2 separate regions of the Mus musculus genome follow, and region 2 is linked to region 1. A link is a loop called in an ENCODE intact Hi-C map of the cell type or tissue named here. Cell type or tissue: heart. All regions are shown on one strand. Links, peaks and the distances in the headings refer to the core of each region. The heading gives the core; the rest is flanking DNA.

Region 1 (7,222 bases), core at 1,255-6,254:
TCAGAAGGGAAACCATCCATGTATATGAGAAGTCTCCAATGTTTGGTTTGTTGACTTTATATCTGGAATTCCCATGTAGTCTCCCACTGCCATGGCCAGAGAGATCAGCATAGACTAAAGTCGTACACCCACCAAGATTAAAGTCTAGCTCTGCCATTCCCTAGTCAAGCATTCAAACTTTTAAAAATTATTTCTTCTATTTTTGTCATTTTTCTCATCTGAGAAATTGGGCTTGACACTAATATTTACTTTATCAGGTAGTTGTGGGATTCACTGGTCTCACATAGAAGATGCAGTAATTCCTTTCAGTTTATCTAAAACAGTGGTCTCAAGTTTCCTGTGCTGTGACCCTTTAATACAGTTCTTTATGTTGTGGTGGCCTCAGCCATAAAATTATTTTTGTTGCTACTTTACAACTGTAATTTTGCTAATGTTATTAATCATAATGTAAATATCTGGTATACAAGATATCTGCTATGTGACCCCTGTGAAAGGACCACTCCACACACACACACACACACACACACACACACACACACACACACACAGGTTCAGAACAACCAGCAATCTAAAATAAAAATTTGCTTTTAATATTCTATACCTATTTTTCATATTTTTTAAAGATTTATTTTTATTTATTTCATGTATGTGAGTACACAGTAGCCGTCTTCAGACACACCAGAAGAGGATCCTATTACAGATCCTATTACAGATGGTTGTGAGCCACCATGTGGTCACTGGGATTTTAACTCAGGACCTCTGGAAGAGCAGTCAGTGCTCTTAACCACTGAGCCATCTCTCCAGCTCTATTTTTCATATCTTAATGCAAAGGTGGGGACCCTACTAGTCATACTTGAACAACAGTGTTGATAACTAGTATTGTCTTGCCCTAGTTGGCACCTTTTCTAAGGCTGCACTATTAACTACATCCCTGTAGCTTGCTGATATAATCCTGGAGCTCAAAGGGTACCCATCACAGTCTTAATTGTAAGGATGTATTTGGAATCCAGCCTTCGCACAGGCCTCTCATAGATACATCCAGGCATCTCCTGAGACAATGTGAGTCCTTGGGTAGTAAGTTTACATGGAAGGGGGTACCACACCCTGCTCCCCACACCCCACCACTTCACTGCCTCCTGCCGGGGAATCAGAGAGCCTGGCTATATATAGGCTTTTGCTGTGAACCTTCTCCACTCCTCAAAATGGAAAAGAAGAGGTTCTCTCCTCTGCCATGTATGCTCTGAATCTCTTCAGAGACTCCACCATGCTGCCTGTCTCTGATGCTGTGGCCTAAATACTCCTTGGACCTCCCCCCATGCTGTTGACCCTCTTTCTGTCTGTCCATGGCATCATTATCTCTTCTAATAGACTCCTTATTCCCCAGTAGCCCATCTCAGTTCCCTCGAATCACTCAACCCTACCTAAAACCCAACAGCGGTATGCAGTGTTTTCCGGATGAGTAGTCTCTGTTGCCAGTATCATTTTAAAAATCTATCCACTACTGTAGGAAATGACACTAGAAGATTTTCCATAGTCAAATTTCACTGAACTCTAGGTATACAACCAGTTGACCATAATCTCTTGATCTCTTCACTCAGCTTAGTGATACTTTATTCCTGTTGAGTTCTATCACAGTCAACCAGAACTGTACCCTGCCCCTAGACTGGCTTGCATATACATTCTCCGTGTACCCACAGAATCCCATCTCTCCCTATGAGATGTACTTACAATTTGGTATTATAATTACCTATCTTGGGGGCTTGGAGATGTAGCTCAGTTGGTAAGAGTGCTTGATTAGCATGCACAAAGCCCCAGGTTCAATCTCCCCAACCATATAAACTGGGTATGGTGACACACACCTCTGTAATCCCAGCACTTTAGAGATGGAGGCAGGAAGATCAGAAGTTCGAAGTTGTCTGAAGCTACATAGTGAGTTTGAGGCCAGCCTGAACTACTGGAGAGCCTATTAAACAACAACAACAACAACAAACCCTTATACTTACTTGTCTTCAGTGGAACATATGATTATAGAGGGACACGGTTATGTTTTCATTGGCTTCTCGGTGACTAGTTAGGGCTTAACTTAAAGGAGGCATGTGGAAATAGTCTCTTCTGTAAAAGGATGCTGACCACCCCCAGGATCTCAGCTCTTTTGAAGACCCTCATTTAGCTTTGTTGAGCCAGACAAGAGCCATTCCAGTGCTGATAATCCCCCTTGCTTCATTAACTTCACAGTCATCCCAACAGCCTGTGAGGAACTCTGGACTCTCCCTGATCCCCCATATCCTCGGATGAAAGTTCTCCATTAGTTCTAGCCAGGCATACCCAAATGTGGAGGCCTGAGAATACCTAGTTCCCCAAGCTGAGGCCTTGTGAATGTTCAATTGGATTTTTCTTCCCAGTAACCTGAAATATTTAGGAAATGCCTAAGCCATGCTCGTGAGAGTATGCATGGTCACCTGGCAACCCAGTTACCTGGAGGCTGGGTCTCTTTACCATAGAGTGCTGAGGGGCATAATGGGCATAGTTCTGTCATCATTATAGGAAGACTCCCATTTGATGCCAGGCCTCTATCACGCTAAAGATGATTTCACCGAGGCCAGCCATTGTACTTGCAAGATGAAGCCACCAAGGCCACCCAGTTGGATCATTCCTATGGAAGCAGGCAGGTACCTGGCATCCCAGCAGCCCCACTGTAGAGGCACTGCTGAGGGATACACTGCCTTGTGTGTCCAGGTAGGGAGCTGGTAGGTACTCAGTGCTAACATCATCCAGTCTTCCATCTCTGTTTTTTTTCCCTCATAGGCATCTACTGAGAAACTTCTGTACAGTGGAAGTCTGTACGGTGAGTTCTAAGGGTCCTAGAACAGCAGCAAACATAATCAAACAATCAGGTGCATGCCCAATTTCCCTCATAGTTCGCATGACACTGACTGAAGCTCACCAGGTTTGTGACACATATCAGCTTCCCTTGCGTGGCTAGGCTGCTCATCTGTCACAGCTGCTGGCACCTGCAGTCCAGACCTGAAGCCTGCAAGGTTTCTGGAGAGCTTTGAGATTCAAATGGCTGCCTCCACGTTAGCTCCTTACATGCAGAGGTGGCCTCTGACTTGCTTTATGTCTCTAGCCCATGTCCCACCTGGCTTCCCCTACCCAGGAAACATTTGGCAGTGGCTGACCAAACGCTAAGCACAGAGCTAACCTTGTTTCTTTGGAGCCTGTTAGAACCTTTAAGAGAAGTCAGGACAGAACTATAGGCACAGAAACAGGCCAGACACCTGCCTTCCTTTCTTCATGCATCCTGTGTTTAGAAGAGCCACAGCAGATGAGTTTGGTGCCACACGTCTTTAATCCCTGAACTTGGGAGGCAGAGGCAGGGCAGGTGTCTGTGAGTTCGAGGCCAGCCTGGTCTACATAGTGAGTTCCAGGACGAACAGGGACTATAGAGAGACCCTGTCTCACAAATAAAAGACAAGAACCATGGTAGAGGTGTGCTGAGACCATCCCTGTGGGAGTTCTTCTGGAGAAGTGGAGAAGGCTCTGCTCCGTGCCCATCAGTATGTGAGTCTGGCTGTGCCCACATGCGTGCTGTGCACGTACATGTTTGTACCCTTGTTGCCGCAGCAGTAGCCTACATGGACCTTGCATAACAGTCCTTATGCTGTGAGGGAGAGGGGCTCCCAATTTCCATGTCTCCTTTGAATCATTACAGTTTTTGGTGTGCAGCACTAATACATCACGGGCCCCCACCCCCTTTTAGCAGGCAGAGCGGTGACTGAAGCATTGGGCCTGTGGTTTCTGTAACAGGAAGTGATTTAGATGCCGAAAGCTAATTTTAGATGGGTTGATATGGGGTTTTCAAAGAATGTTTCAGCTGAAAACTCAGCCTTTTTTTTCTTCTTGCCTATAAAGGATGGGCAATTTCCCACTGTCCCTGTCACTGTCTGGCCGGTGAGCTCATGCCCAGCTGGGCTGGTCTCTCTGGTGGAAAGCGAAGCTGGTTTTCCCTGGATTCCGAGCTGCCTGAATCATTGTTTTGGGCCTTGGGCTCTAGGCAGAGTTCTATGAGTCAGCAAAAGCCCGGCACTGTGCCAGGCAGACACAGGACCTCTTGTCCCTTACTAAAGACTGACTAGAGGCTTCTTAGGGTCCTGTCAGGACAAGGCCATCAGCCTTACCCAGCCATAGCCAGAGATCAGATGAGGCTTCTGGACCATCTTGGGTAGCTGGCATTTAGATCAACCCATCCTCAGCTTTTAAGAGCCAACTTCTCCTCAGACCTGTGGGATGTCCATGCTGGAGATCCCAGCCCTGTTTGCAGGGGGAATGCTGGTTCTGAGCCTTTACTGGCTGGAGCTCTCAGAGCTAAGCACTTTCTGTCTACCACTGCCTGAAAGTAGGGGCCCCTTGCTCACTTCCACGCTGGTCCTCTATGAGTCAGCACAAGCCTGAGCTTCAAACCCAATTCAATCTGTTGCTTTATTCCTATGGCTTCCACCGCAACACTTGCAACAGAAGGCCATGCCCAATATCTGGGAAGTAGCTAAATCTCAGCATGCTGGGAGAGGTGGCCCAGGATCCACAGCTCATCCTAGCACTGAATGCAAACCAGGTACAAGATGTACCATACCCTGCTGCCAATGGGATGCTTGATATTCAGGGGGAAAGCACCATGCACATTGGGTCTAGCAGCCAGCCATCAACTGCAGCCTAGTGCCAAAAACCCGAGGTGGCTCAGTGGCTAAAGTGCTAAAGCCTGCGGACCTGAGTTCAATTCCCAGGACCCATGTGAAGATAAGCCAGGAGTGCTGACATATGCACTTCCCTTCTCCAGCACTGGGGGATGACAGCCTAGCCTAATAGGTGAGTTCCAGACAGGGAGACACAAACAAGGTGGACAGCGCCTTGGTGAGGAACACCCACACTCAACCTCAGTGGTTCTCAACCTGTGGGTCTTTGGCAAACCCCTAGTTCCAAAAGTATTTCTGTTACGATTGATTCATAACAGTCACAACATTACAGCTATGAAGTAGCAACTAAAATAATCTTATGGTTGGGGGTCACCACAGCATGAGGAACTATATTAAAGGGTCGCAGCTCTAGGAAGGCTGATAGCCACTGCTCCACCTGCTGACCCATGGCATACACACACATGCCATACACACACATGCACATCCACCAGTGAACACACACATACACACACAGAAAGAGAGAGTATGCCATCTTAGATGACAGGTATTTAGGCCAACATCGTCCTCAGCCATTTGTAAGTGTCTTGTGCGGATTAGATACCCCTGCAGACCTCAGAGACACTATGGACACATTTCCAGAGACAAATACCAGACAGCCTTTGTGACTTCCATAGCTAATCATTCCCCCAAGGAGGAACAAGCAGGAGAGGACTGATGACTGACTCCGAGTCAAGGGTGAGCTCACTGCAGGGAACATGACCTTGTTGTCAAAACAGCGCCAGTGTTTGCAGGTCGATGACACAGGAGTAGATGGTGTGAACTAAGCCCCCGCTTGGAGAGTTCCATAGAAGATGTCTTTGACCCATTTTTCTAGGGCTGTGGTGGCAGGAGGAATTTTTGGCCACATCATAAAGAGTTATGTGGCTACCTCTGGTCGAGTGGCTCAGGAAACTGTCATTTTCCATGATTGGGTTATTAGTCACAAAAGTGACCCCTGCCCCACCCCTTATCCCCCAGCCCCTATGTTGCAGAAGGCTCAAAGTGTGGAGGATGGCTCCGAGAGTCTGTAGCCTAGCCTCCTCAGCCACAGGCAGGCAGGAACCAGGGAGGCATCTGGCCTTCTCTGCCCTCATCTTTGGCTCCACACCCTGTTCCATTCTCTTCAGCACTTCACCCTCACCATCTCACGGACTGTGGGTGCAATGGCGTCTACTGAGTTTACCAAGGACAAATGTGTGTCGTCTAAGGACTTGGAAGCTAAAGGGACCAGCTTGTAGCCTGTCTTAGGGGATGCTCTGTTTGAGAGAGAAAACCTGAAAATTGAAGTATTGCCAGTAGACCTGGAATACCTGGAGACACTTTGAGCAAATCACCTGGGCTCAGAGCTCTTGCCTATCAGACAGACAGGGTTGTGATAGCCTGTGGTCAGACCTGGTTCCTCGGGGCACTTCACCTGTGTGTGACCCAGATCTCTGAGAATTCGTCTGGTCTATCCACCCTGCCCAGTGCCTAGAGGGTCTCAGCCCAGTTTTTGCGCTCCCTGGTGCTTCTGAGGGACATTTGATCCTATTCCTTCCTAATCCATACCTAGGTGTTTAGCCACCCAGCCCCAAACCCACAGGGACAGTCAAGTGACTTGCTCAAAGGACGGGAACATTTTTTCCTAGTTGCTATTGGTTGTTGATTTGAAAGTCAAACTTTTTTTTCTCCAAAGACCTAGGTCATTGCCTTGATTCTGGAGGGACTGAGGCAGGCCAAATATGCTATCTGCTTAGAAACAGAGAGGACCTTGACAGTGCCTGTGAAAGTAATGAAAGGTACCCACCTACCCTCCCCAACGTACCGCTCCATGCTGGTATCTGTCAGAGGAGTGGTCTGGGAAGCAAATTAGTCTCAGCGCACTGGCCTGCTCTGTAGGGAAAAGCTTTCTCAGCAGGGGAACTTGGGAGGATGGCTCAACCGTCTGCGGAGGCAGGAGCTGCACTCAGTGGGCAGGGTGCCCAGTGCCAGTTCAGAGGAAGGCTTGGCAGGTGAATAGTGGTAAGTGGAGTACAAACCACATTTACCATTATTCAGAGACTGAGAGGATACCCGAGAACCGCCACCTGCCCTGAGAAAAGCGAGTATCTGCCTTGGTGTGGAAGTTTCTGAGACAACACAGCTGGGCTAGCTCTTGACATGACTAAAACCTTTGGTAGGCATACTTTTCAGTTTCTCACACATCCACGCCTTAATTGACAGTGCTGACCACAGCCAATACCCTTCTCAGTAACATAAGACCATGGTAGAGTTGACTTGTTTATCGAACCTAGCAAAGGATACAGGAATAGCTGGAGATAGGACCACACCTGAATGATCCCTGGTTGTCATGGAAACAGAAGTCCCACAGGTCAACTGCTTTTCATTGTGCTTTCTGGGTTGGTGGTTCGGGGGCTGGACAAGCTACTTGGTAGGAATAGCCTCATCTATACAGTCTGACTTCACTTTCTGACCCTATTGTGCTGCTAGGACTCGTCAGTGCTCTGTTCAAT
Region 2 (7,222 bases), core at 1,437-6,436, 70 kb before region 1:
AGCTCGCCTTCTTCTAAGAAACCCTCTTGTCTTTAGGGATCCTTCATTCCCTAGCTGTCAGACTGAGTTCACAGCAGAAAACAGGCTTTCGGGGAGAAGCATGTCCCTGCCCCTGTGTGCTCATGCTGAGGGAGGCATGGGACAACCCCTTCTCCCTCTTAATGTTCTGTTTTGTCTTCATGTGTCCTTTCATACTGCCCAAAGTACTCTGGCCCCACTTTTACCACAGGTCTACAATCTGCAAATGAATTAAAGATAATAGACTTTTGGTTTCATAATATGAGCTTCATCCTTCATGATCTTGCTACTCATGCTTCCCAGGAGATTTTTGAGCAGTGTAATTCAGAATTTATGATTTTCTTGGCTTGCATATTTTTCTTTTACAATATTTCCCCTTTTGTTATTTATATTTTATGCATACTGGTGTTTTGTCTGCATGTATGTCTGTGCACCATGTGCACGCAGTGCCTGTGGAGGCCAGAAGATGGCGTCGGATCCTTGGGACTGGTGTTCCAGATGGTACGTGGGTGTCGCTGTGAAACCTGTGCTCTCTGGAAGAGCATCTGATACTTCTGAGTCATCTCTTCAGCCCAACTTCCATGTTTTGTTTTGTTTTGTTTTTAAAGGATGCCAGGAGCCTAAAAGTTGTTGTACTAGAATCTCTCCCTTCTTGGCTGGAAGTAGAAGTCTATTGTTGTTGTTGTTATTATTATTATTATTATTATTATCTTTTCATATGAAATATAGCACAATACAGAAAGCCTTGTCTTTGGTACTCTACTTTGTTATTACCAGATGTTGAATGTCTTAAATGAAGCATGACATCAGCCATTAAGGAATCTGTCATGTGCTGGTGTCTGTCCATGAGCATAAAACCACATCCTGGGATAATGTTGGGTGACTCCTGCCTTAGAGGCAGTACCTGCTCATGGCAGTCCCTGTTAACCAACCCAGCCGAGTGAGTAATTTAGTGTCCGCTAGGTACTGTTCTGGGGGATGTTACAGCCTGTCTCTTCATTCAGAACAGGTAATGTGCCTGAGTTAGGACAAAGTTAGATCCCTGAGGTCACATGGGGGCTCCTGACTGGTAAGTAGAAGGCCTGGGACTCAAACCTTGAACTGGAAGTTTTCAAAGTCTTTGCTCTTAAAAAAACTTACTATAGTTTCATCTAATAGTTATTAAAGGTCTGTTGGGGAACCATGGATGGAGAAAATACTGTCTTTGTCTTTAAATAATTAAGAGCAGAAGAAACTCATAAGCAGGTGTGGGAAGCTGGAGGCGTGGTAATGAGCCGCTAATGTTGCAGGAGTGCCTGAGGAGGAGGGGGAGAGGGAGGGAGGGGAAGGGGGGAGAGAGAGAATACGTGTGTGCACTTGTGTGTGCTCCTGTGTGGATATGTGTGACTGAGTGGCTGTCAGAGTGAGGGACGACTTTTACCAGAAACTTGGCACTACAGTGGATGGCATTGGAGCAAAATAGCTTGTGCTTTCTCTGTTAGACTAGCTTCAAATAAATACAATGGCTTTAAAAATAATAAAGAACAGCTAGGTATGGTGTCTGCACTCTCAATATTTATAATTTGTGCCATCTCAACTACTTCATGCTTCATCCAGTTTCTTACTAGAAACTGCAGTCTTAAATTCTGTACACTATAAATCTTAGGTCTTTTGTGTGTTGTTTTTTCCTGCTTTCTTCCCAAGCTTGAGAAATTGTCATTTAACTGATGTTCACTGCCTTTCATTTCTCTCCCCTCTCCTTTGCTACTTTTTGATAGTCTGGTGCTTACAGCCCTTTTGATTGCCTGGCAACATAAATCTCCCTTTTGTTTGCCAAAACTAAGATGGTATCTCCGACATTCTATTATGTGAGGTGACAGGCTGGCCTGGCATTTGATCAGTTGATCACTATGGTTTAGTCAATTTGACACAGAAGTTAATTGTCACATGCCCTTTCACCTCTCAGTTTTCTGGCAGTTTTCCTGTCTTAAGAGCCATGATAATTTGCCCTGTAAAGCTGAAAACTGTCTATGTGACACAACCTAGAATCACCTGTGAAGAGAGTCTCAATGAGGGATTGTCCAGATTGTGCTGTTTTTGTGGGCATGTTTTGGGGGTGGATTATGTTATATATGTGGAGAGGCCCAAACCACTCTAGATGGCACCATTCCCTAGGCATGGGCCATGGACTATAGAAAAGTGGGGATACTGAGCTGAGCACTAACAAGCAAGTGAGCATGTATGCGTTCGTTCTCTTTGTTCCTGATCACCAGCTTTCTTGTTTGATTATTTTTAAGACAGGGTTTCTCTGTGCAACCCTGGCTATCCTGGAACTCAAGCTATAGACAAAGATGGCCTCAAACCCAGAAATCCACCTGCCTCTGCACCATGAGTGCTGGGATTAAAGGCGTGCGTCACCATACCTGGCCCCTAAGTTGCTTTTTGCCAGGGTATCTTATCCTAGCAACAGAACCAAACTGAAAACAAAACCAAGTGCCATGTTTCTTAATCTAGTTGAGCTCAGTCTTAGTATGTTGGTGTTAATTGTGAAAAGGAATCTTCTCCTTGCTTGTCTAATAAAATTATAACATATATGTGCATTCTAGGGCCACCGAAACAAAATGGCACTTACTGATTGCATGGATGATGCAAATCTGTTCTCTACAGCTCTACAGCCTGAAAGTCCAAGATGTTGCAGGTTGAAATTTTTCTGAGACCTCCCACTTGGCCTCTGATGGTCACCCTCTTGTCTGTTGTCTGTGCTTAATAAAGACACCGGCCTTAACATATAGCCATGTGACCTCATTTAACCTTGTCATATCTTTGTTGAGTGTAGTTTTTGCTCCCCCTGCTTTAAGGTCCAGGAATACGCCTCACTACCAGCCCCTTCCCAGAGAATGTTGGATACATGGATGAAAAACACAGATACACACATTGTTTGATTTCAACCTGCCTTCTTGGCTTAATTGCTGGGCACTTCTAATCTATAGCAGCTAGCATGCCCTTCCCAATACTCTTAGCTCAGCATCCTAAATCTGTCCTCAACTTTAGTTGCTTAGTTACATTTAGTCCCAGCTAAACACCCTGACCTCCCACTTGGAGAAGCAACCTATGGTCGCTCTGCCTTGGATCTCACATGGCTGGTCAATTTTCCCCTCCAAAACATGGTGCAAATCTCCTCCCCTGTGTCTGCTAGCTTGCCTGTGGGGCCTGGAAGTCTTGCCTATTACACCTACCTCATTGGCCACTAGCATCTTTAGTGATGGATCAAGAACCAATGGGGAACAGGACCTTAGCATCAGAACCACTTTCTACATCTCACCTTTTCAGTCCAATAAAACAAACAAACAAACAAACAAACACCTCTTCTCCCAGACATAAATAGAACAAAGCCATAACAATCATGTAAATTACAAAGTATGATATACAATTAACATCCAGTCTATCATGTTTTCCAGTTAGTTAAAGTACTCTACCATCATTCCTAAGTTAAAGAATTATGATTCCATCCCTGGATTGTGTTTAGATTTTAGTCTGTAACACCATCTGAAAAGCATGTCTTCCACTCTATAACCACCTCCTAACTTTGGCTGTCTTATGCAGAAAGGTTAAGGAAACTACCCGATGATCATTACAGGTGCTGTCTCCGTTTTGAAAGTGCAGAGCTGTTTAAAACTACCAGACTGTCTGTCATAAACCTTGATGAACTCTAAATGACCCTGCAGCATTTCCATGTCGGCAAAAGGAAAATACTTCCTTTTGTGGTCTGGCAGAGGGACTAAGAGGCAAGGTTGTGATTGATCCAAACCACAAGCTTCAATGGCCGTGATTGGTGCTAAGAGGAGGTTGTATTAGTTCTAATATGGCTGTGATCAGTCCAAATGTCCCCTCTTGGGCCAGGTGATCAGGCCACTCAGGCTTAGCCCATTATGCTCTCTTCTACTGATACTTGTGTGTGCAACATCAGACCCAAGAATAGGCTTCTTGTGAATGGTCTTTTCTTACTTACTTTTATCACTACAACTGGAGCTGACTGTGACACACACTCACACAAAGAAGTAGCAGAGGTAGTGATAACTGTCAAGGCGCAGGGACAAGAGTCTGAGATCTCAGGCCAAGAACTGGAGTGCTGCTGGGACCAAGGACACAGGGTCTAGATACCTGAGGTGTGCACATTGCTGTAACACTAGAGGGCGCCACTTGCCGCTACTTCTGCTGGCCTACTGCTTCTGTTCTCAGCAGTCAAAAAAAGCTTGCTTTCTGTGATTTCTAGCTAGGCAGAGCAAAAAGACCCTCAGCCAGTTGACTGTTGACCCAAGGTTGTCTTGGACATTATTCCCAGGGCTGGTGCACATTGAAGAGTTTTCTTAACTTTTATAGAGATTCTTTTACATGCTAGCAAACTTTATTTGTAGTGTTGTTATTGTAAAACATTGGGGATTAAGAGGTCAGTAGTAGGGAAGTGCCAAGGGAATTGACAAACCCCCAGTTTGATGTTTAAAGTACTTTCCATACTCGCTAAAAGTGCATTTGCTAGGTGGATGGTCAGTACCCCAGGAAGTCTGTCTTCACTGTTCCCTCATCTTCCTCCCTTCCCCAACTAGCCAGTCTCGTTCTCATCATACCTGTGTAGCCAATGGAATCTTACAGAAGTACCAGCCTTCCTCACTTCTATTTGTGTGTGAGGGTGGGGTGGGGGTTGGCCCAGAGGGTGATGTGAGGAATAATCAATCAATCAATCAATCAACCAACAATCATTGATTGTTTTTTCTTTCTTATTCATAGAGGCAGGGCCTCTTAGTCTAGTCCAGAGTTCACTGGTGGGGCCATTCTCAAAAGATAGCATGCTCTGGATGATCCCTGGAGAAACAAATTTGGGTCCTAAGGCTTTATTGGCAATCAAGGATTTCAAACCATAGCTACAGATATATTCCCCACCCTCTTCCTGCATCATTGAGTTCTTGAGCTCACAGCGCTCTCTCTCTCTCTCTCTCTCTCTCTCTCTCTCTCTCTCTCTCTCTTCCTCTCTCTCTCTTTCTCTCCAAGTTTTCACTATGTTGCTCTGCTTAGCTTGGAACTGACTTATCAGTGTAACTCTGGCTAGCCTGAAATTCACTGTCTCCCTATGTAGACCAGGCCGGTCTGAAATCCCTCCGGTGTGGAATTGGAAACCTGCATCATCCCACGCAGCCAGAGTGATCTTGGTTTTCATCTCATCAGTTGGCTACTTGAAACTTTGTAGCACACTGATTGCTCTCTCACTTCCCGTTCTTAGAAATGTTACAAAGCCGGTCCTTAACTCAGTCCTTGAACCTGTCTGATAAAAATATTCTGGTTCCTCCTAGAGGTGGAGCCTGGAGGACACTGCTGACAGCATCTTTCCTTCAGTTGCTAGCCTCACTATTCTTCCTTTTATTCTCAGCATCCCTATGGGCTTCCGGGCCTTCTCATATGTGCCTTATTGTCTCCTTCCTTTTTCCCTTTCACTTCCATTGCTATGGCAACCACATGCTTGTGAGTTACTAAGTTGGGCTTTGTCCTCCCTTCTTGAACTCTGTATCTAGACCCTCTTACCCTGCTTTCTAGTGGACACACTAACATCTAGATTGGGTCTCACGGATAATTCTATGAATGTTCTCAAATAAGGTAGGGTAGTGCAATGGTTAGTTTTATTCGTTGATTTTGACACCACCTAGAGACACCAGGGAAGAGAGTCTCTCTGAAGAACTGCCTAGATCAGTTTGGCTTGTGGACATGTCTGTGCGACAGTGTCTTGATTGTTAGGATGTGGGAAGACCCAGCCCATATGGGCAACACTATTCCCTATTCATAGTGCTATGGACTATTTAAGAGTAAAGCCTGCATTCACCTAGCTCTGCTCTTGACAACAGATGTGATGTGACCAGCTGTCTCAAGCCCCTGCTGCTATCCCTTTCCTACAGTGACATCCTATCACCTGGAATTGTGAGTTAAAATAAACCCCCTCTCTCTAAGTTATTTTTTGTTGGAGTATTTTATCACAGCCACAGGAAGGAAATTGGAATGCTTAGGAAAATGTAGTTACCATTGCACTAAACTCATAGTGTGAAAATCTGAGGATTCCCAAGACTTTCCCTGTAAAAACTCCCTGCGGTTTCAGAGAGTCTTGGTTTTGCTAATTCAGATCTTGTGTTAGAGCGTGCCTGAGTTAATGCTAAACATAAAAGTGCCTTTGCAGAGAACGGTGGAGGGTATCATTTTCCTGCCTTCAGATATGAACCTTGATGAATCCAAAAGTCTGATTTGTAGAAACAGCATCATAGACTGAGCAGCCAGGAGCCTAGGATGGACTTTGGATTAACTGTGGGTTGTGTGTTTCAGTCCTTAGCCTGGTCAGGCCACAGATCCTCAAGAATCGCTTGGTGTAGTCAGTTTTCTTTCTTAAGAAAGCACAAGCATATCTGAGTGCTTGTGTAACAGGAGCGTAGAGCAGTTGAAGCCTCGGGCTTTCTTCTGTGAGAGCCAGCCAGGCTTGGTACTTCTCCTGTTCCTGAGTTATTGCCTTAATGGTCAGTATGATGGTTGACAATGTCAACTTGATTGCAAACACCCAGGGAGCTGGGTGTGGTGACTCATACCTGAGATCCCAGCACTTGAGAAGCTGAGACAGGAGGATAACCACACTGTGGTGCCAGCCTGGGCTGCAGAATGAAACCTTGTTTTGTTTTAAAGTAGAAGTCTCTGGAGAGCCAGTGATGAACATTTTGGCATGTGCCTGTGAGGATGTAGCCAGAGAGGTTCCACCCAGTGTCAGCCCTGAACATGATGGCCACTATATAGACTGAATAAATATGGCGAAAGGAGAAATATCAGCTGAGCACTCTCCTTCCACCATTGCTGTTTCCCAGTCACCACAGGCTAAGAACTTCTCCATCGGGATGGACTTTATTCCTCTGGAGTGAGCCTGAGTTGAGTAAGCCACTGTGCTGTCACAGTGATGCAAAAATAAATAGATAGATAGATTGATAGATAGATAGATAGATAGATAGATAGATAGATAGATAGATGATAGATAACGCAGCCAGTAAGGCATGTTCTGAGGTTGACTCCCTGTCTCCTGGGTAATAGCTCTCTAGCTCTTTTGTACTTGGGCTAATATGGTACCTAAGATTTGCTTTTGTAAGGACGCCATGGAAGACAGTTTAACTACCAACCTTAGCATTCATAATCCATCTGTCTTCTGTGT

The links. Peaks named below come from ENCODE experiments on the same cell type or tissue, not always from the same donor. Only the 100,000 strongest peaks of a DNase experiment are listed, where the experiment ranks them.
Region 2: a loop joins it to region 1, with 2.0 times the contacts of the local background. A loop is called at or near these places in 9 of 42 quality-filtered maps.

The regions. Positions count from the first base shown.
Region 1 is chr11:54,210,827-54,218,048 of GRCm38, forward strand. All of the region lies in intron 3 of Gm12223 (a long non-coding RNA gene), which reads left to right. It overlaps 4933405E24Rik (RIKEN cDNA 4933405E24 gene), which reads right to left and starts at 2,462. Exons shown (of 3, transcript NR_045506.1): 1 at 2,004-2,462. In heart, for the core only: no CTCF peak of the experiment used is centred there; a DNase peak (open chromatin) is centred at 4,075.
Region 2 is chr11:54,140,902-54,148,123 of GRCm38, forward strand. It overlaps Gm12223 (a long non-coding RNA gene), which reads left to right and starts at 967. Exons shown (of 9, transcript XR_003949549.1): 1 at 967-1,087. In heart, for the core only: a CTCF peak has its summit at 4,184 (motif pointing right); a DNase peak (open chromatin) is centred at 4,180.